Linked DNA regions of Homo sapiens: all the other regions are linked to region 1. Evidence: chromatin loops called from intact Hi-C (ENCODE). Cell type or tissue: B cell. All regions are shown on one strand.

Evidence for each region. A loop is a pair of places that touch in the nucleus more often than their neighbours do. Peaks named below come from ENCODE experiments on the same cell type or tissue, not always from the same donor. Only the 100,000 strongest peaks of a DNase experiment are listed, where the experiment ranks them.
Region 2: a loop joins it to region 1, with 6 times the contacts of the local background. A loop is called at or near these places in 5 of 110 quality-filtered maps.
Region 3: it touches region 1 in a loop (15-fold over the local background); 32 of 110 quality-filtered maps call a loop at or near these places.
Region 4: it touches region 1 in a loop (16-fold over the local background); 4 of 110 quality-filtered maps call a loop at or near these places.

Annotation. Positions count from the first base shown.
Region 1 is chr16:27,366,400-27,371,399 of GRCh38, forward strand. No RefSeq gene overlaps it. Among named protein-coding and RNA genes, the nearest start is that of IL21R, 33 kb to the right of the region's middle. RefSeq lists enhancers at 1,232-1,291, 1,322-1,401 and a silencer at 3,415-3,615. In B cell, CTCF peaks have their summits at 1,920 (motif pointing left) and 2,123; DNase peaks (open chromatin) are centred at 1,372, 1,772 and 2,687; H3K4me3 peaks cover 1,307 bases; H3K27ac peaks cover 3,817 bases.
Region 2 is chr16:27,424,601-27,429,600 of GRCh38, forward strand. The region is part of intron 1 of IL21R (interleukin 21 receptor); the gene reads left to right. Among named protein-coding and RNA genes, the nearest start is that of IL21R, 25 kb to the left of the region's middle. In B cell, no CTCF peak of the experiment used is centred here; DNase peaks (open chromatin) are centred at 2,011 and 4,021; H3K27ac peaks cover 2,213 bases.
Region 3 is chr16:27,153,051-27,158,050 of GRCh38, forward strand. It overlaps LOC105371155 (a long non-coding RNA gene), which reads right to left and starts at 1,081. Exons shown (of 3, transcript XR_950956.2): 1 at 470-1,081; 2 at 180-365. In B cell, CTCF peaks have their summits at 2,144 (motif pointing right) and 2,344; a DNase peak (open chromatin) is centred at 2,151.
Region 4 is chr16:27,110,928-27,115,927 of GRCh38, forward strand. No RefSeq gene overlaps it. Among named protein-coding and RNA genes, the nearest start is that of C16orf82, 47 kb to the left of the region's middle. RefSeq lists enhancers at 1-163, 2,266-2,455. In B cell, no CTCF peak of the experiment used is centred here; a DNase peak (open chromatin) is centred at 2,774; H3K27ac peaks cover 1,647 bases.

The sequences.
Region 1 (5,000 bases):
CAGTGAGCTGAGATTGTGCCATTGCACTCCAGCTTGGATGACAGAGTGAGACCCTGTCTCAGGAAAAAAAAAAAAAAACAAAAAAAACCTTGTTCTAAGCCAAAATCAATCCCTTTAGCTGCCCAAATCACACAGTTTACAGATGGAGAAACAGTTTTAGAGAGGAAAAGGGACTTGCCCAAAGTCACCCAGAGAATGGCAGAGCCTGAACTAGCCTTCTGGACTTCTTGCCTCCAAAAGCTCTTTATAATAAAATATAATTTTAAATAAAAATAGTTATCTGTTTAGGGCCAAGCAATATGCTAAGTGCCGTCCAGCCACTGTGTCATTTACGTCTCCAAACAGCTCTAGTTGGGAGGCTCAATGATTATCCCAATTTTACAGATAAGGAAACAGGTCCAGAGAGGTTGAGGATTAGCCTAGAACCACACAGCTAGGAAATCCTGGAGCCAGGATTTGAACCCGGGTCTGACCTAAGAGCTCCCAGCCGCCGTGATATATCAGCTTATGTCATCCTGACACCTACGCAGATGTCGGCTCGAATCCACTTTGCCTGAGCATTGTCTCAGAGAAATCTAATTTAAAAATTAGGCAGCAAATAGAAAATATATTTGACTGCTAGAGATGCAATGGGACTGGGAGCCCAACAAAGGATCTTAGGCAAAAGAAATCCAAGTTGTTGGCCTCAGCAACTATTACTGAACTGGCTGGGCTTTGGGAAGCTACAGAGGGATGAGAAGACCTGGTGGATCAGGTGGGCCCAACTCAGGCTGGCCCCCACCCTGCAGGAAGTAGGAAAAGTCCAGGGTCATAGGCCCAGTGAGATGCCGGCTGCGGGAGTTTCAGCCTCCGGGGCTGGACCAGAGGGCAGGAGGGGACGCCCCTGGGTAGCAGCGCCAGAGTGGGCTGAGTGGCCTGGGCCCCTGCGGGGGAGCTTTCAGAGATGTTGATTTGGGGGTACTCCCTCAGCCCTGCCTTTACACAGAATTTGTGGGGGATGAGGGGAGGGGGAAAGGGGGGAGGAAGGCAGTGAGTGCATCTGAATTTTTTTTTTTTTTTTACAAAAAGTGGCTTATTGCATTTTTCTGATTACTCTATCAGCACGTGCAGACCTTTTCCTATTCAGAGAAAGCCTGAAGATATAAAGAGGAAAGTGAAGAAAAACCACCGGAAATCCCATCCCCGCCCCAGCATCTGGCACTGTGTGGGCGATCACGAAATGAGCGCTTGTTTTTGAAGGCGTAGTATCTCCGTGAACATCCGGTTGAACAACCTTTCTGACTTTATTTTTCCCACGAAAGTTATTAATTAAAAAACAAAAAGCAAAACACCGAAAAAACAAAAAACCCAGCAAGTGTTTGAGCTCCCACCACGAGGGAGGCCTGACGTCACTGGATCCTCCCGGCAGCCGATGAGGCTGCATGGGACTTGCCCACGATGTGCTGTTACCGAGTGGCATAGCCAGGCTTCAAACCAGAGTCCTAGCTAACCGCCCTGTATATACCATGGGCTCATCATCTTCCCTGGTTCCAGCTCAGAACAGAGACTCAGAGGAACAAGGGCTCTGCGCTCACCCTGCCTGGTTAGGTCCAGCCTTTCCAATTCCAAGCTGTGTGACCATGGGAAAAGTGTTTGCCCACTCTGGGCCTAAATTTCCTCCTTGGTAAAAGGCACACAAGAGCAGTACTCTGCACGCCACAGTGGTGGGGTGAGCAGCAGATGACGTGGTGGGTGGAGGCCAGGTGACACCAGGCTGCTCTCAAGCTTAACTTGCCTGTGATGGTGGCGGGACCGTGTCAGTTCTTCCACCAAATCCCACCTGTTTCCACGACGTTTATTGACAAGTCAGGGGCACCGCCCCGGGTGGAGGGGGTGTGAAGAGGAAGTCAGCTCCCTGGTCCCTGCTGCCCTCTGGTGACCACATCAGCATCAGCACCTGCTCCATCCCAGCAGCTCCAGGTCCAGGCCGTGCCCAGAAAACTTGGCCTGGGAGATTCCCCACCCGCCCTGCCCCGATCCCACCTCTCTTCCATCTCTGCATTTTCCAGAAATTCCCCCAGCACCAGACAAAAGAGCCTAATGTCCATTAGATATGCTGTGTGGCGCCAGGCCAGCGTGTAACCTCTCTGTGCTTGATTCGTTATCTGTAAAATGGGAATCATTATAATATCTGCCTCATGTAGCTATTGTGAGAATTAAATATGTTAGTACCTGTGAGGTCCTTAGAACTATGCCTGCGGCTGGGCACAGTGGCTCACGCCTGTAATCCCAGCACTATGGGAGGCCAAGGTGGGCAGATTGCCTGAGGTAGGCGTTTGAGACCAGCCTGGCCAACATGGTGAAACCCTGTCTCTATTAAAAATACAAAAATCAGCCAGACATGGTGGCGGGTGCCTGTAATCCCAGCTACTCGGGAGGATGAGGCAGGAGAATTGCCTGAACCCAGGAGGCAGAGGTTGCAGCAAGCGGAGATTGTGCCACTGCACTCCAGCCTGGGCAACAAGTGGGACTCTGTCTCAAAAAAAAAGAACTATGCCTGCAAATAGTTAATGCCTTAAAAGTATTTGCTAACATTCTTCTTCTTCTTCTTTTTTTTTTTTTTTTGAGACAGGGTCTTTCTCTGTCACCCAGGCTGGAGCGCAGTGGCCCAATCCCGGCTCACTGCAGCCTTGAACACCTGGGCTCATGTGATTCTCCCACTTCAGCCTCTCAAGTAGCTGTGACCACAGGTGCACACACCACTAAGCCTGGCTAATTTGTTTTTTAATTTTTTGTAGAGACAGGGAATCACTATGTTGCCTAGGCTAGTCCCAGACTCCTAGGGTTCAAGCAATCCATCCACCTCGGCCTCCCAAAGTGCTAGGATTACAGATGTGAGCCACCATGCCTAGTCTGCTAACATTATCCTTAATATTACACTGAATATGTCTGTGGATTTTGTGGGAGGTGAGGGTATAAAACATAATTAGAGGAAATAATGACATTCTAAATTTAATTTGACTTTATTACAAAAAGGGCAGAATGGAGCAACAGTAATCCAGGACAAAAAATTGTCCCAATCCCATCATTCAACCCACTTGTGTTTGTATCTGTTTGTGCCACTTCTGTGTGTTGTTTACATGCAGAGTCAGTGTTTGCGTATTTGCGGTTTTATATCATTCATTTCTCATCATACATACATATATTTATATTCCTGACATTTTTCTAGGGAATATCTTTATATTCCTGACATTTTTCTCTTTTTCCCTTATGTTCTTCCATACCGGGACTTATAGGACCTTGCCCAGACTCAACTTCCCTCTTCCCCATGGACCCAAGTTGCTGAGCTTCCAACAGGTGTTTACAGCAAAGGAGAATGAGACAGAGAGAAGCAGAGATGCAGAGAGAAAGACAGACAGAGAAGACTAAACTGATTGATCCCAACTCCATTATGATATCTGACTCCAACCACAGAATGACCCTGATCCAGCCACAGACTGACTTCTGATCCTGGCCACAGTCCACCTCCTGTCCTCAGCCACAGAACAGCTCTGACTCAAGCCAGGAACTGAGTCCCGACCCATGTTACTGACTTACTCATGATCCTGGTTGCAGGCTGGCCCCAGCCACATGCTGACCCCTGACCCTCACCACAGATGGATCTTTGATCCCAGCTATAGGCTGATCTCTGATTCTGGCTGCCCTGAACCACCACTCCTATATACTGATGACCCACCTTAGCGTGATCCCACCCAGGAACTGGCATTTCCTGGGACAGGCTCTTGGCCACCTGCTGCTCTGCCCTGGGCACACCAGGCCCTACGCATCCTCCCCCTTCCACCACCATCCATGATTTCCTGATTTCTAGCAGCAAATTTAGCTTGAGTTGGTCAACATAGCTGGGCTGCCTGACCTTCCTCTCTGCCATGGAACCACAGAGCAAGTCAGCAGTTCTCCTTCCTAATCAAAAAGCAGCATGGAGGAGAAGGCTCCTTTGCCACCTTCCTTTCTGCTTTGGATGGTGCTTTTGCAATCATGAGGAGACAAGCCTGGAGATGAAAGGAGGCATTCTGAATATGGTGGAGTGGAAGAAGAAGAAGGCCTGCCTGGGGCTTTGATTACATCACCAAGTGATCAAACCAACCTTAAATTCTTAAATAAACTGTAAGTGTGCTTTTCTTTAAACCACTGTGAGTTTTCTTTTGCAGTCATAAAGCAACCTTAAAAATTGTAGTAGGTACAATAATGAACCCCCCAAGATGTCCATGTCCCAATCCCTGGAACCTGTGAACATGTTACATTACATGGCAAGGGGGGGATTAAGGTTACAGATGGAAGCAGGGTTGCTAATCAACTGAACCTGAGATGTAGAGGGAGATTATCCTTAATTATCCAGACAGGCCCAATATAATCCCAAGGATCTTCATAAGTGAGAGATGCAGGAGAAGCCAAGTCAGAGAGAGATTTCAAAATATTATGCTGCTGGCTTTGAAGATGGAGGGAAGGGCCATGGGCTAAGGAATGCAGGTGACCACTTGAAACTGGAAAAGTCAAGGAACAGACTTCCCTAGAGTTTCTGGAATGAACACAGCCTTGTTAACACCCTGATTTTGAGCTCAGTGAGACCAGTTTCAGACTTCTGACCTCTGGAATTGCAAGATCATAAATTTCAGTTTTAGGCCACTAAACTTGTGGAAATTTGTCAGAGAAGCAATGGGAAATGAACGTGCAGGTGCATTCACGCATCCAACTTTAGGCTCTGGACTCTTCCTCAAGCTCCTTCCCCAATCCCCATCCTCTCCCTCTTTATTGGCACTCAATCTTCACTTCCAGAGGATCCTGCCAAATTCCTGCCCATTCCATATCGGCATCCACCCTTTCTTGTTAGAGTGGACGTAGGGCAGGCTGGCTCCACAGCTGTGCGCCAGGCAGCAGCCCGTACCCCCCTGCTCGGAGGACCCCTACTCTTCAGTGTCATGCTCTGAAGTCCCAGTTTTGAAATTCTTGGCCAGGCGCAGTGG
Region 2 (5,000 bases), 58 kb after region 1:
TGACCTCCATTTTATGGATGAGAAAACAGAGAATCAGAGGGGTTAGAGAACTTGCCCAAAGACGCACAGCTGGGACCTGGCACACTCCAAGTCAGGTGCACTTCACTCCTCCGTAGGAGACTGCAGAGGTTGGGTGCTGCAGCGGTGTGTCAGGCCATTCTTGCATTGCCATAAAGCAATACCTGAGACTGGGTAATTTATAAAGAAAAGAGGTTTAATTGGCTCATGGTTCTGCAGGCTGTACAAGCATACTGCCAGCATCTTCTCGGCTTCTGGTAAGGAGGCCCTCAGGGAGCCTTTACTCAAGGCTGAAGGTGAAGCAGAAGCAGACACATCACATAGCGACAGCTGGAGCAAAAGGGGGAGGCGCCACGCACTTCTGAACAATTAGATCTCAGGTGAACTCACTCATCACCAAGCGGATGGCACTAAGCCATTCATGAGAAATCCGCCCCCATGATCCAATCACCTCCCACCAGGCCCCACCTCCAACATTGGGGATGACATTTCAACATGAGATTTGGGTGGGACAAATATCCAAACCATATCAAGGGGCTCCTGTAGCAGGAAGCCTCCTAAGACACCTTCTGTCCTTGTAGGAAACACACATGGTGGCCCGATCTGTATCTGAGGATAAGGTGCTGTTGCCCTCAGGGGTCAGCCTGCGTGCAAAGACCCAAAAGGGGATGGATTCGGGGCAGAGAAGGCAGTGGAATTAGGGTAGGCCCCATTTGGTGCTGTGGGAGCATGAGGAGGGAGTGATGGAGAAAGTCTGTGTTTTTAAGCTGATGTTTCCCAGAAGTGAGCAGTTTATTTTAAACAGTGTTAAATATCCCTGGATCCCCTAGTGAAAGCGTAGGCTCTTTCATCACTTGCCCTGCTGATGGAGGAGGCAAGATTCTCAATTTGGTGCTATCGCATCTTAAACACTACTCTCTCTTTTTTTGTGTTTTGTTTTGTTTTTTTTTGAGACAGAGTGTCTTGCTCTGTTGCCCAGGCTGGAGTACAGTGGTGTAATCTCTGCTCACTGCAACCTCCGCCTCTTCCTGGGTTCAAGCAATTCTCCTGTCTCAGCCTCCTGAGTAGCTGGGATTATAGGCACACACCATCACACCCGGCTAATTTTTGTATTTTTAGTAGAGATGGGGTTTCGCCGTGTTGGCCAGGCTGGTCTCGAACTCCTGACCTCAAATGATCCTCCCACCTCGGCCTCCCAAAGTGCTGGGATTACAGGCATGACCCAGTGTGCCCGGCCTCCCTTTCTTAACTTTAAACAAAGACAAACCACATCTCCAGTTTCTAGGACTCTCAGGCAGGCAGTAGCATGTCACTAAAATTCAATTACTGCCTTTGTTTTTCTTGTATTTAGTTTTTATGTTGTATTGTATTTAGTTTTATGGTAAGTTGATTGTTTTGTTTAAGTAACACTTATATAATATCTGCTATATGCCAGGCACTGTTCTAAATGCTTTATAAATGTTGACTAATTTAATTCTCCCAAAGACCTATGAGGCAGGTGCTGTGATTATCATTACTCCCATTTTACAGATGAGGCCCAGAAAGGTTAAGCAAACTGCCCAAGGCCACAAAGCCTATAAGTGGCAGAGCTGGGATTTGAACTGAGACCAGCCAGCTCCATAGTCTGTGTCTTGACCAGCATGGCGCACACTGCCTATTTCATGCCAGTTATCTGCTGATGGTCATGATATAATATTTTTGAGACATGTTTATTGGAGTAAAAAATAGGAGGCAAGGTAAAGATCAATAGTAAGTGGATAATTAATAGTAGCACCAGTGAAAACCTCAAACGCAATAGGCTAGTGGCAGGAGTTCTGGAACACTCCAGTGTGGCTGCAGGGATACAGCACATGGACCATGAAAGTTGAGTTGAGAGGATGGGAGGGGAAAGGTGTTGGAGGGCAGGAGTCTGCTCCAGCAGAGGCAAAGATGCATGACGAAGCCTGGGCTGCCGGGGAGACGATGAGTAATTCAGGGCAGTCAGCCAGTAATGGCAGGAAACCCGTGCACTGGTACAGCACTTCACAGTCCGTGAAGCACTACCACATCTGCTTTCTCACAGCCTCTTCTTCACTGCCAGGTGCAGTGAGCACTATTGTCCCCATTTCAGAGATGGTAACTGAGTTCAGAGAATAAAAGAGCCAGAGAAGAGCTACTATTTGCTTCAAGATCTTCTGGCTTCAAATTCTGAGCCCTTTTCTCAACTCCACTGTGTCAGGGATCTTTGGTGGCAAGTGACAGAAATAGAATTCAACATGATTAAGCAACATAGGTGGTTTTTGGCTCATGGGAATGAGAAATCCACAGGGTGGACATCAGATATGGCTGGATCCAGGACCTCCCATGATGCCATGGGGACTCCTGACCTGTATTTCTCAGTATGGCTGTCATTTTCAAGGAGGCTGTCTCTAAGAGGTGACAAAGATGGCTACAAGCTCTGAGAAGATACCAAAAAAAGTGTCAGTTTTCTAGAGTTCTAGAAAAAAAATCTCAGGACTGCTTTCACTGGCCTTGCCTGGGTTGACATCCATCCCTGATGCAATCACTGTGGTCAGACAGATGGGGTGTTTTGATTGGCCAAGCCTGGGTCAGGAGCCCACTTTGTGGAGCATGGGGTGGAGTCAGCCTCAGGCAAACCACTAGAGGCAGCTCAGATAGAGGAGCTCTTTGGGAAGAGACGCCGGGCAGGCAGAAGCAGCAGGTACCCCCTCCACATCCCTAGGGCTCTGTGATGTAGGCAGAGGTAAGAAATTAGGAGGGATGAGGAGTTTTTTGTTTGTCTGTTTGTTTTTTTAAAGACAGGGTCTCACTCTTTCATTCAGGCTGGAGTGCAATAGTGCAATCATGGCTCACTGCAGCCTGGACCTCCGGCACTCAAGTGATCCTCCTTCCTCAGTCTCCCGAATAGCTGGGACCACAGGCACACAGCACCCGGCTAACTTATTTTTACTTCTATTTTTATTTTTGGTAGAGACAAGGTCTTGCTATGTTGGTCAAGCTGGAGATGAGGAATATTGAATCTGGGCAAAGGAGTTTGCACTTTTTGCTGTGCTGTGGTCAAGATAAAACCATCAGGGAGTGACGGGGACAGAGCTATGTCAGGACTCGCACCGTGGCTGGGGTGATGGATGTGGACAGAATAGTGAGGGGGCAGACACAGACTCCCCCTCCTGCGATCAGAGGCCACATCTTCAAAGTGTGATAACAGGACCTCTGCAGGGGTTGGAATCACACAGGATTCATATTCCTAAAAGCAGGTTGAAACTGCATCTACCTCAACATTATTTTATTTGAGTAGTGATGTTATTGCTTAGGATGATGCTGGAGTTAAATTTTTAAGTGTGCTTATCTATAGAAAATATATTAAAATATGTATTAAAATAAACAACAGTGCACACAATATACAAATATGGCCAAAATTTTGGATATGAGATATTTTGGCAACTCTTGGCTAGATCATTCTGAGACCCCCTCTGTTTCTGAGGCTCTACCTTCTCCATCAATTACAGCTGTTGTTTGAGTGTTTATGTGATGGGGGCCATCTGCAGGGTTTTATGCAAATCACCTCCTTGAATTCTCACAAGCCTGGAAGCAGGCCTTGCTGTTTCCACTTTACAAGGCTCAGAGAGGGCAAGGGACTGGCCCGGAGCCACACAGCTGGTCATCTGAACCTTCCTGGCCCCCCAGCCTGTGCCCTGCCCCAGGGTTCTTTGATGGCTCTGTGAGGGAGGTCAGAGGGAACTATGGATGGGGCCAGAGTAGGATCTTTGGGAACCCCGGCACAGAGGAGGAGGATCTTCCCCTTGTGGAGTCAGGGATGGCGTCTGGAGAAAGCCATGCCTGTGACTTGGGTCCTGCATGGGGCATCCCTCTTAGGTTTAGCTTTAGCTCCATTCTTGTCTATAGGGGCTGGTCTGGGAGGGGCTCCTGAGTCTGGGCAGGTGGACCACTGCCCTCTGGCTGGCACTTCCTCAAACAGACACAGAGCTGGTGGGTGAAACAGACAAGTCCCAGGAGAAGCCTGGCATCGCCAGACTGGTGGGGCATTCCTCTGCCCAAGACAGTAGAGGGCACTCTTTCTGGATAAACTCACTCTGCTCCCCAAAGAGGTTCCTTCTCCATCCTGGCCCAAATTAGGAGGTCAGGTTGTCTCTGTTTGGTCAGGCCTGGATTTCCTAGCATGCTCCCGAGTGGGCTAATCTGGGCTTTGTGATGGAGTAAGGAGCCTCATTATTGGGCTAACCTTATCTTAAGTATTCAGCAGTGGTTAACTTTGTGGGTTAACTTTGGATTTATTATTCAGTAAGAAGCCAATTTATTGATGGCTGGGTGCAGTGGCTCATGCCTGTAATTCCAGCACTTTGAGAGGCTGAGGTGGGTGGATCACCTGTGGCCAGGAGTTCGAGACCAGCCTAGTCCACATGGCAAAACCCTGTCTCTACTAAAAATACAAAAATTAGCCAGGCGTGGTGGCGGCCACCTGTATTCCCAGCTACTTGGGAAGCTGAGGCAGGAGAATCGCTTGAACCTGGGAGGTAGAGGTTGCAGTGAGCCAAGATCGGGCCACTGCACTCCAGCCTGGGCGATAGAGTGAGACTTTGTCTAAAAAATAAACATAAAAAAGCCAATTTACTGGCTTTTTTTTACAACATGGATGTTTATAGGAAGGAAGATCCAAAATTGCTCCTCAGCAGATCCCCCTTTCCAAACTAGTTTTTTCTCCTTTTCTCTCTCCCTTCCTCTCTTTTTCCCTCCCTCTTTCTTTGTTAGATAGATAAATACACAAGTTTAATTTCACACACAATGCTACATCAATAGGCTCAGCAAGGGCAAAATAGTCAGCAGTCTCCTCCCTCTTTAAATTCACCTTGTGCTGGGCGTGGTGACTCATGCCTGTCATCCCAGCACTTTGAGAGGCCGAGGTAGGAGGATCATGTGATCCCAGGAGTTTGAGACCAGCCTGGGCAACATAGCAAGATGCC
Region 3 (5,000 bases), 210 kb before region 1:
AAGCATTTAAAAATGCCTTTGAAATATAGCCAGAAAAGCAGAAGTTAATTCACTCCCTGATTATGTCAGCTAATGGACACACTGGCACAATTAACTACATAATTGCAGTAGTATAGACAAAGTCCTGAGCTCATGCCCGGGTTCTGCTGTACAGGCCTCGGACCATGGGAAGGACTTACCAGATAGGTGGCTCGTATATGCAGATGTCCCTACAAATAGGCTCAGAAAAGAGCTCCCATCTCTAGAAGCAAAATAACACCAAAGATGATATCCACAGCCTCCATCCCAGCACATCTTCTGGTTGCCTGGAGCTACCTGGAGCCATCTCCCGGACAGGAAGGCAGGGCGGCAAGGGCTTCGTGGCACTGTGTTTGCAAACTTCAGCTACTGAATCCTTTTCACTCAAAGGCAACTTACTTTAGTGATCATCAAAAAAGACCCATCCAGCATTTCTCCCAGGCAACCCTACCTTCCAAGCTTAGGAGTCTGGCAGGACTTGAATCCCACAGCTGTCATTTATTTGCCATGTCACTTTGGACAAGTGATCAGCTCATTTCTCTGCGCCTCAGTCCCCTCCTTTGTAGAAAGGAAACTCATTTGTTCTTTCATACATTCAAGATATATTCAATATATATGTACTGAGCATCTACTCTGAACTAGGCCCTGGCACAGGTAGCCAGGAGATAGCAGCGAAGGCAGAGATCCCTGCCAGAAGGGGAGAAGAGGTGTAGATCCAAGTAGCGGAGATCAACAATGAGCAAGACCAGGACGTACTGTGTATAGAATGGGAGAAGATAATGCTTGCTTGGGGAAAATAAAGTAGGGAAAGAGAATAAGGAGGGAGGGAAGGAGTGTTGTAATTTTAAATAAGGCGTTTGGGGAAAGCCTCACAGAGAAGGGGAGGTTGGAATAATGGCCTGATGAAGTAGGGAAGGAAGCCAGCCACGTGGATATCTGGGTGCAGAGTTCAGGCAAAGGAAAAGTGCAAAGGCCCTGAGGCAGGAGTGCACCAAGAGTAGTCCAGGAACAGCAAGGAAGCCGGGGCGCCAGAAGCACAGAGACTGGTAGAAAGTGAAGTCTGAGGCCAGATGTGGTAGCTCACACCTGTAATCCCAGCACTTTAGGAGGCTGAGGCAGGTGGATCACTTGAGGTCAGGAGTTCAAGACCCACCTAGCCAACATGGTGAAACCCTGTCTCTACTAAAAATACAAAAATTAGCCGGGTGTGGTGGCGCACACTTATAATCCCAACTTTTCAGGAGGTTGAGGCAGAAGAATCACTTGAACCCAGGAGGCGGAGGTTGCAGTGAACCAAGATTGTGCCACTGCACTCCAGCCTGGGAGACAAGAGTGAGACTCCATCTCAAAACAAAAACAAAAACAAAAAAGGAGGTCAGGGAGCTAACAGGAGAATAAGAATAAGATCTAATTCGAAGGGATAATCATGCATCCACTCAACTAGTATTCACTAAGTGCTTAATCCATGTCAGAGAGTTGCTGTGAGGATTAAATCAGATAAAGCGAAAGCACAGGCAGCTCCCAGCATACAGTAAGTGCTCAATACATGTCACCTATTAGAAGAGGACGCCCCTGCACTCTGGGCAGGTGGCAGCATAGACACTGCTCAGGAGAACCTGGGTCCTGGCCCTGCTTTCTTTCCCGGGGTAAGGGTGCAGCCTCACTGCTAGGGAACCTGGTTCCAAAGCCATTAGTGGTCAAAGTTAGTGCCCAGGTTGCTAGGGAAGTTCCTCCACTGTCAGGTTCAAGCATGTAAGGTTTAGGCCACAGCAAGAGCTCTGCTGCTCTCTCGGCTCTGGAAGGGCCATAGCTACAAGGAAAAGGATACAGAAAGCTGACAACCAGGGAGGGAGTCAGGGGAAGTTCATGGCAAATAAACGGACTTTGCTCCTGCTCTGGGGAACCACGCTTGTGCAGCCTTGGCTAAGGAATGGGTCACTTATCAGGGTGTGCATGCATGTGTGTATGTGTGCAGGCGTGTGTGTATGTGTGTAAGTGCGTGTGCACGCTCGTGCATGTAGGCACGTGGTCTCCTGTCTCTAAATCTGTAGCCCACCTGCAATGCTACAATTATCTACTCTTAACGCTCCTTGTTCCCACTCAGCCTGGGCACACGCAATACCCTGGTCGGCCACAAGGGGGCTCTCAGCGTTCCCCTTCCCCCTCCCTCCACCCATTAACGCACTGGGCCGCGGTTTGTGGTGGTGGTACACAAAGGGTTAAAAGCGCCACCTTAGAGGCAGGAGGGTCGCTTGAGGCCAGGACTTCCAGACCAGCCTGGCCAACACAGCAAGTCCCCCATCGCTCCAAAAAAAAATTAAAAATTAGCCGGGCAAACCATTCAAACCATCTCTGATGGGCCAAAACTCGGTGATTGGCACAAGAACCGGTTACAGTCTCTTTACACCTCCGTTTAGGTTACAGTTCACCATGTACGGAGAACCCTTTAGGCCAAACTTAAAATACGTAAGGAGGCAGCTTTAGGCTAAACTTGATTTAACACGTATGAAGGCATGCACAGGAAAAGACCTGGAAATGATGCTCAAAGGGGTTAATAGTGATAGACTCTGGACAGAAGGAAAGGAAGCTATTATTTTCTTAGTTATGTGTTATCCACATTTTCTAATTTTTCTAAACATGTAAAGATAAAATTATATTCTTAAAAATAAATAAGACCTCAGAACAACAAAAAGGAATTAAATAAAGTATAAAATAGAATATAATCAATACGCTGGGTGCGATGGCTCACGCCTGTAATCCCAGCACTTTGGGAGGCTGAGGCAGGTGGATCACTTGAGGCCAAGAGTTTGAGACTAGCCTGGGCAACATGGCAAAACCCCATCTCTACAAAGAAAAAGAATAGAATCAACCACACACACACACACACACACACACACACACACACGCAGATTGTCAGGGAAGTGCTTCTCAATCTTTGTAGCACACATTAATGTCCTGGTCGAATTCAGCAGTTCTGTCATGGGGCCTGGGAGTCTGCATTTCTGACAAGCTCCTGGATGTCAAGGCAGCTGCTCCAAGAATCCCACTCTTTATAGTGGTAAGGCTAGGGGCTTATTGTAATTTCTATCCTAGTGGCTGTCACAATCCCCTTTCTCTTCCTTCTCAGGTCAGATATCTGTCACGTATTGAAGCATCATTTATAAAAAAACAATACTTTGTTGTTGTTTTTTGTGTTTGTTTGTTTGTTTGTTTGTTTTTGAGACAGGGTCTCACTGTCGCCCAGGCTGGAGTGCAGTGGTGCAATCTTGGCTCACTGCAATCTCCACCTTCCAGGTTCAAGTGTTTCTCCTGCCTCAGCCTCCCGAGTAGCTGGGATTACAGGCGTCTGCCACCAGGCCTAGCTAGGTTTTTGTGTGTGTGTGTACTTTTAGTAGAGATGGGGTTTTGCCATGTTGGCCAGGCTGGTTTCAAACTCCTGACCTCAAGTGATCCGCCCACCTCAGCTTCCTAAAGTGCTGGGATTACAGGCAGGAGCCACCATGCCCGGCCATAAAAAACAATATTTAAAATAATTCAAGTATCCATGTATGGGAGACTGGCTACCTGAACCTTGGTATATCTATACAATGGGAGGTGTGCAATAAACGTTTAACAACCAGCTGTCTGAGTGGGAAGCCCTGAGGTAGACAGTTTGCCCATTTCTGTTGTGCAAATACTACCACTGTGGCCTATTTCAAGCCACCTATGTGAAATCAATTGGTTCACAAAATCGCTGAAGGTTTAGCAATCAGTTCTTCGGAGCCAGCACACCATCAGCCAGCTGGTGCCAGCACACCCCACTCTACAGCCATAAATAACATAAACAACAGTGAGGAAGCTGTCTCTGCACTGATATGGAAAGATCTTCACAATACAGTACACTGTAAAGTGGGGGGAAGAAAGCAGATGTAAACCAAAATTAAATTCTAAGGCCCCCTCCGAACCATCTGAATGGACCCCTTCTCTCGGCCAGAGCATTCCAAAACTAACCCAAAAAACTAGTTCAAGGCCGTGATGGAAAGAGGGAGCGAGACACTCCTCGTTATATCCTCCTCCCTTTTGGAATTATGGATAGACAGGCTCTTTAAGTCTGATAAGAAACATTTGTAATCTATTCTCTCTGAAGCCTGCTACCAGGAGGCTGCATCTGCATAACAAAACTTTGGTCTGGGCCAGGCTCGGTGGCTCACACCTGTAATCCCAGCACTTTGGGAGGCCAAGGCGGGTGCATCACAAGGTCAGGAGTTCAAGACCAGCCTGGCCAATATGGTGAAACCCTGTCTCTATTAAAAATACTAAAATTAGCTGGGCATGGTAGTGCGCGCCTGTAGTCCCAGCTACTGGGGAGGCTGAGGCAGAAGAACTGCTTGAACCTGGGAGGCGGAGGTTGTAGTGAGCTGAAATCATTCTGCTGCACTCCAGCCTGGCAACAGAGTGAGACTCCGTCTCAAAAACAAAAAACAAAACAAAAAAAAACTTTGTTCTCTACAACCCCTTATTGTAACCCAGACATTCCTTTCTATTGATAATAACTCTTCAACTAATTGCCAATCAGACTTTGAATCTGCCTATGACTTGGAAGCCCCCACCTCCAGTTGTCCTGTCTTTCCGGATCCAACCAATGTACATCTTATGTGTATTGATTGATGCCTTAAGTCTCCTTAAAATGTATAAAACCAAGTTGTAGTCTAACCACCTTAGGCACCCATTAGGCACATGTTCTCAGGATCTTCTGGGGACTGTGTCATGGGCCATTGGTCACTCATATTTGGCTCAGAATAAATCTCTTTAAATATTTTACAGTTTGACTCTTTTCGTCAACACAGCTTATAGAAGAGTATGTAGGGTTTGCTACCTGTTGTGTAATTAAGGAGGGGGAACATAAATACACACACACACACACACACACACACACACACACACACACACACACACACGGTTGCTTGTATTTGAATAAAAACAAAACAAAACAAAAACTGGAA
Region 4 (5,000 bases), 260 kb before region 1:
GCCACCTATCTCCTGCCTCTCTCCTCCATGTCAGGAGGGACAGTGCTGACTTGTGGGGCTTCATTTCACCCAACAACTCACTGGTACATTCAATTAATATTTACGGAGTGTCTGCTGGATGCCAGGAGCTATGTTAGACAGTGAGGAGATCGTGGTAAATATGGTACTTAGTGCTGAAGACAGGCGATACAAAAGTCAACCAACAAATGCACACGATGATCTGAATATTAATAAGTACTAAGAAATAAATACAACAAGGTGATACACTAAAAAGTGATGGGTTGGGGGCCGGGTGTGGTGGCTCACGCCTCTAATCCCAGCACTTTGGGAGGCTGAGGTGGGCGAATCACTTGAGGTCAGGAGTCCGAGACCAGCCTGGCCAACATGGTGAAACCGCATCTCTACTAAAAATACAAAAATTAGCCGGGCCTGGTGGTGGGCGCCTGTAATCCCAGCTACTTGGGAGGCTGAGGCAGGAGAATCCCTTGAACCAGGGAGGCGGAGGATGCAGTGAGCCGAGATCGTGCCACTGTACTTCAGCCTGGGCGACAGAGCGAAACTCCGTCTCAAAAAAAAAAAAAAAAAAAGTGACGGGTTGGGGGTCACCATTATCATGGCTCTTATTTGAACTCATCTTTACAATTGCACTTAACTACATGGGGGTGTATGTGCCATGTCCCTGCATCTGTCTCCTGCACCAGGTATGACAGCTCGAAGGCAGAGTTTGTCCTGCCATCCCTGCGCCCCCACCCGCAGGACCTGGCCCTGCAGCATCTCAGGGAAGGCAGCAGAGTTGATCTGGTGCTTGTGAGTTAACAGAGCCCAGAGATGGCTGAGAAGCCTCCCTCAAGGAGCTTGAACTTGACACCGATTTCGGGAAGGGAGATCACAGTGATAGCCAAAGTACTCTGAGCCCTTGCTCTGCAGGCATTTGTATCCCTTATCTCCATCAATCTCCACAGCAGGCCTTTGATGTAGATACCATTTCTAACCCATTCTACAAATGTGGAAATCAAGGTCACAGCTCTATTAAAGGGGAACCAAGATTTAAACAGACAGCCTGGTTTCAGCACCCCCTGCCCTCTACAGTCTGCTGCCGGGTGGATGCTACGCTGAGGGGAAAATGTTTTAGGGAAGAGAGAGGGGGTGGGTCTGTTACCTTGAGCAAGTCACTTCCCCTCACAGAGCCTCCATTTCCTCAGGCCTGCAAAACAGGGATGAAGCGGGGTTCCTGCCTTGGCTGGATTGTTCATTTGGGGGATTGAATGAGACAATGCAAGTAACTTGCCTGCCCAGCAAGAAACCTGGATCATTGAACCAAAGGATGGATGGATGAATGAATGAATGAATGAATGAATGTCATAAATGTTAGTCCCCTTCCTTGTCCCCCAATTCTTTAACAGTAAAAAAAAGAAAGAAAAGTCTGCTAGGCTCCTGCTCTGCTCACTTTCTTGCATGCCACAAATGCTCATGTATTTCCTCCAGCTAGTCCCAAATGATGTGCACGTGATGGTGCACTTACATCCCGTCTCTAGAGCAGAGCTCCTGGGGCAGTAAAGCTCCAGTTCCAGGCTGATGTCTAATGCAAGATATCTCACCTGAGTCCTACACAGGGCTTCCTTGAATCAGACAGACCCAGGTCCAAATCCTCACGTGCACAGATGTGCTGTGTGACCTTGGGCAGATGGCTTAACTTCTCTGATGCCAGACTCCTTCAGCTGTAAGGAGGACATCTGCCACATAGGTTCTCCTAAGGACTTCATCTAAGCCCCCTTTCCCTGTGAAGTGGTGAGGGTAGGCAAAGGGAGCAAATCCAGAGGGTAAAGTCATATGCACTTTGCTGTGAGCTTCCTGAGCTTCAAGAGAGGCTGAGATTAAGCCATCCATTATTTTTCTTCCTTTTTTGTGTGTGCATCTTTTTTTTTTTTTTTCTTTTTTTGAGAGGGAGTTTTGCTCTTGTCGCCCAGGCTGGAGTGCAGTGGTGCAATCTTGGCTCACTACAACCTCTGCCTCCCGGGTTCAAGTGATTCTCCTGCCTCCGCCTCCCAAGTACCTCGGATTACAGGCACTTGCCACCATGCCCGGCTAATTTTTGTATTTTTAGCAGAGATAGGGTTTCACCGTGTTGGCCAGGCTGGTCTCGAACTCCTGACCTCAGGTGATCCACCTGCCTCCGCCTCCCAAAGTGCTGGGATTACAGGAGAGATCCACTGCGCCTGGTCCCTCGTGCTTCTTTATCACATGACCTGACTCCCTTGCACCCAATCCACCACCACCTGTCAGTTTCACCTCAGATATCAACACAAGGCCCTGCTCTCTTCTCCAGCCTTGCTGCTTCCTCCGGGCCCAAGCTCCCATCACCACCAACCCGAATAGCTCCGGCAGCCTCCACTGCCACGCACCTCCCCACCCTCCAGACAGCAGCCTGAGAGGGTAAGACAATCCAGATCAGATCCCACCCCGGCTTAAACCCAGCCATGGCTTCTCATTGACCTCAGAATAAAATGCACGCTGCCTGTTCTGACTGTGCTGCAGTTTCCGTTTGTCCTCGGGCTTCCTCTCCAGCCTTCTGCACCCGGCCCAGTACTCAGACCTGACCTGTGTCTGGAGGCTGACCTGCAGAGGCTGCATCAACCTTTGCTCTCTGCCATCTGGCTCCTGATTGACTTCAACCAATAGGAGTAAGAGGTGAAGCAGGAGGTCAGCGAGCAGGAGGAGAGAGAGGTGGGGTATTACTCCCCGGCTTCCTCTCTGCTTGGCCATGGGTGACAGCAGCTGGGTCCCTTGGGTGAGAGCTGTGGGCCACCTCCTACAGCTACCGCTCTGGCTGGGTTCCCCTAACTAACAGGGCCTTCCTGGCCCATTTAGGACTGAAGATGGTAACAAGTGCCCCACTGCTGCTGGTCCCAAAGTCCTTTGTTACCTCTTTTCAGTTTCTCTCAACCTGATCCACACCTCCATAAAGAGGGAGGCTGAGGCAAGAGGATCACCTGAGCCTAGGAGGTCGAGGCTGCAGTGAGCCGTGATCGCACCACTGCACTCCAGCCTGGGCAACAGAGTGAGACCCTGTCTCAAAAAAAACAAAAAGAGTCCTTTCATTCTTTCACTAAACTTTCACCAATGACCCCACCCCTTGAGTGTGCTGTCTGTATCCTGCCTGCACGGTAACTGGCAATAAGACCCTCATGCTCTAGCCCCTGCCCAGCTCCCAACCCCCTCACACAACTCTTCCAGCTCCTTTGCTATGCTCTGGCCATACCTGGCTCCTTTCTGTCCCTCAGCTGCACCAAGCCTGTGGCCTCGTTAGTGCCACATATTTTCTGTTCCATCTACCTTGGGACACTGTTCCCAGATCTTTATGCAGCTGGTCTCAGCCCAAATGTCACTCTTCAGGGAGGCTTTCCCTGACCACCTGTCACACACACTCATCCATATCCTTCACTTGACTGATAACCAATCCAGAATTAACCTCTTCAGTTCTTTGTGGGTTTGTTTCTGTTTATACCTATAGCAATGTTGATTCTGGCCAAGCATCATGGTGGCTCACATCTATAATCCCAGTGCTTCGGGAGGCTTAGGCAGAAGGATTGCTTGAGCCCAGGAGTTTGAGACCAGTCTGGGCAATATAGCACAACCCCATCTCTACAACAATACAAAAAAAAAAAAAAAAGATTAGCCAGGCATGGTGGTGTGTGCCTGTAGTCCCAGCTGCATGGGAGGTTGAGGTGGGAGGATTGTTTGAGCCCAGGAGCTGGAGGCTACAGTGAGCTATGATCTCACCACTGTATTCCCAGCCTGGGTAACAGAGTGAGATCTTGTCTTTTGAAAAAAAAAGAGTTACTTACACAAGGGCAGTCTTTTTTTCCACTAGTCTTTTTGTTCACTGCTGTAGTCCTGGCAGTAGTGAACATAAGGGGTCTTGATAAATATTTGTGGAATTAAAAAAAGCTTTATGTTCACTCTGGAGAGAGTGAGGACACTCACTCTGGAACCCCTGAAGGCAGAGGGTGCCCTGGGGTCTCTTTTCCAGGTTATGATCAGGCCTTTCTTGCCTCAAATCTCTCCACATCACCTCTCAGGGTCCACAAATTCTCGCACTTCAGTAACATCCCCAGTTGTGCTTCCTGAGAAGTAGCTGGGTGCTGATGAAAGAGCTTTGGCACAGGGCTCAGACACACCTGGGTTTCACTCCTGGCTCTGCTATGCCCATTGCCTCTCTGGCCCTCAGTTCCGCCATCTATTAAAAAGGAAACCCAAATGGAACCCAACATACTGGGGTCGTGGAAAGGAGCAATGAGACCCAGGCACGTAAGGCAGCCAGCACTGCCCTGCCCCATGCCAGGGATTTGAAGAGCAGCAAAGAGAATGAGATGCTGAAGGGTCCCTGGGAAAGGGTCCCGGGTCTTCCCCACCCAGGCTGAAGCCCAATCAGGAGAGGAAGGTGGACCTGTGAAGGTAGGGGCGGTGCCTAGACTAATGTAGCTGGGAGAGGCTTCCAGAGCTCTCCATGCACAAGCTGGTGTGGAGCAGTGCAGGAGTCCCAGGCGTGTAAGAGCAATGTGGACGTGGTGAAGGACTCAGGAGGGTTCAGAAAAATTCAGTAATTGTCTGGGCGTGGTGGTTCATGCCTGTAATCCCAACATTTTGGGAGGCTGAGGCAGGTGGATCACCTGAGGTCAGGAGTTTGAGACCAGCCTGGCTAATGTGGTGAAACCCCCTCTCCACTAAAAAGACAAAAATTAGCTGGGCATGGTGGCGCATCCCTGTAATCCCGGCTATTCAGGAGGCTGCGGCAGGAGAATCACTTGAACCTGGGAGGTGGAGGTTGCAGTGAGCCGAGATGATGCCACTGCACTCCAGCCTAGGCGATAGAGTGAGACTCCGCCTCAAAAAAAACAAGAAAAAAAAAAAGGAAGAAAAGAAAAAGAAAAGGAAAGAAAAGCTCAGTAACTTCCCAGTGCATCTCATTGAACTTAGCATGGGCACCCACCTGATCTCAA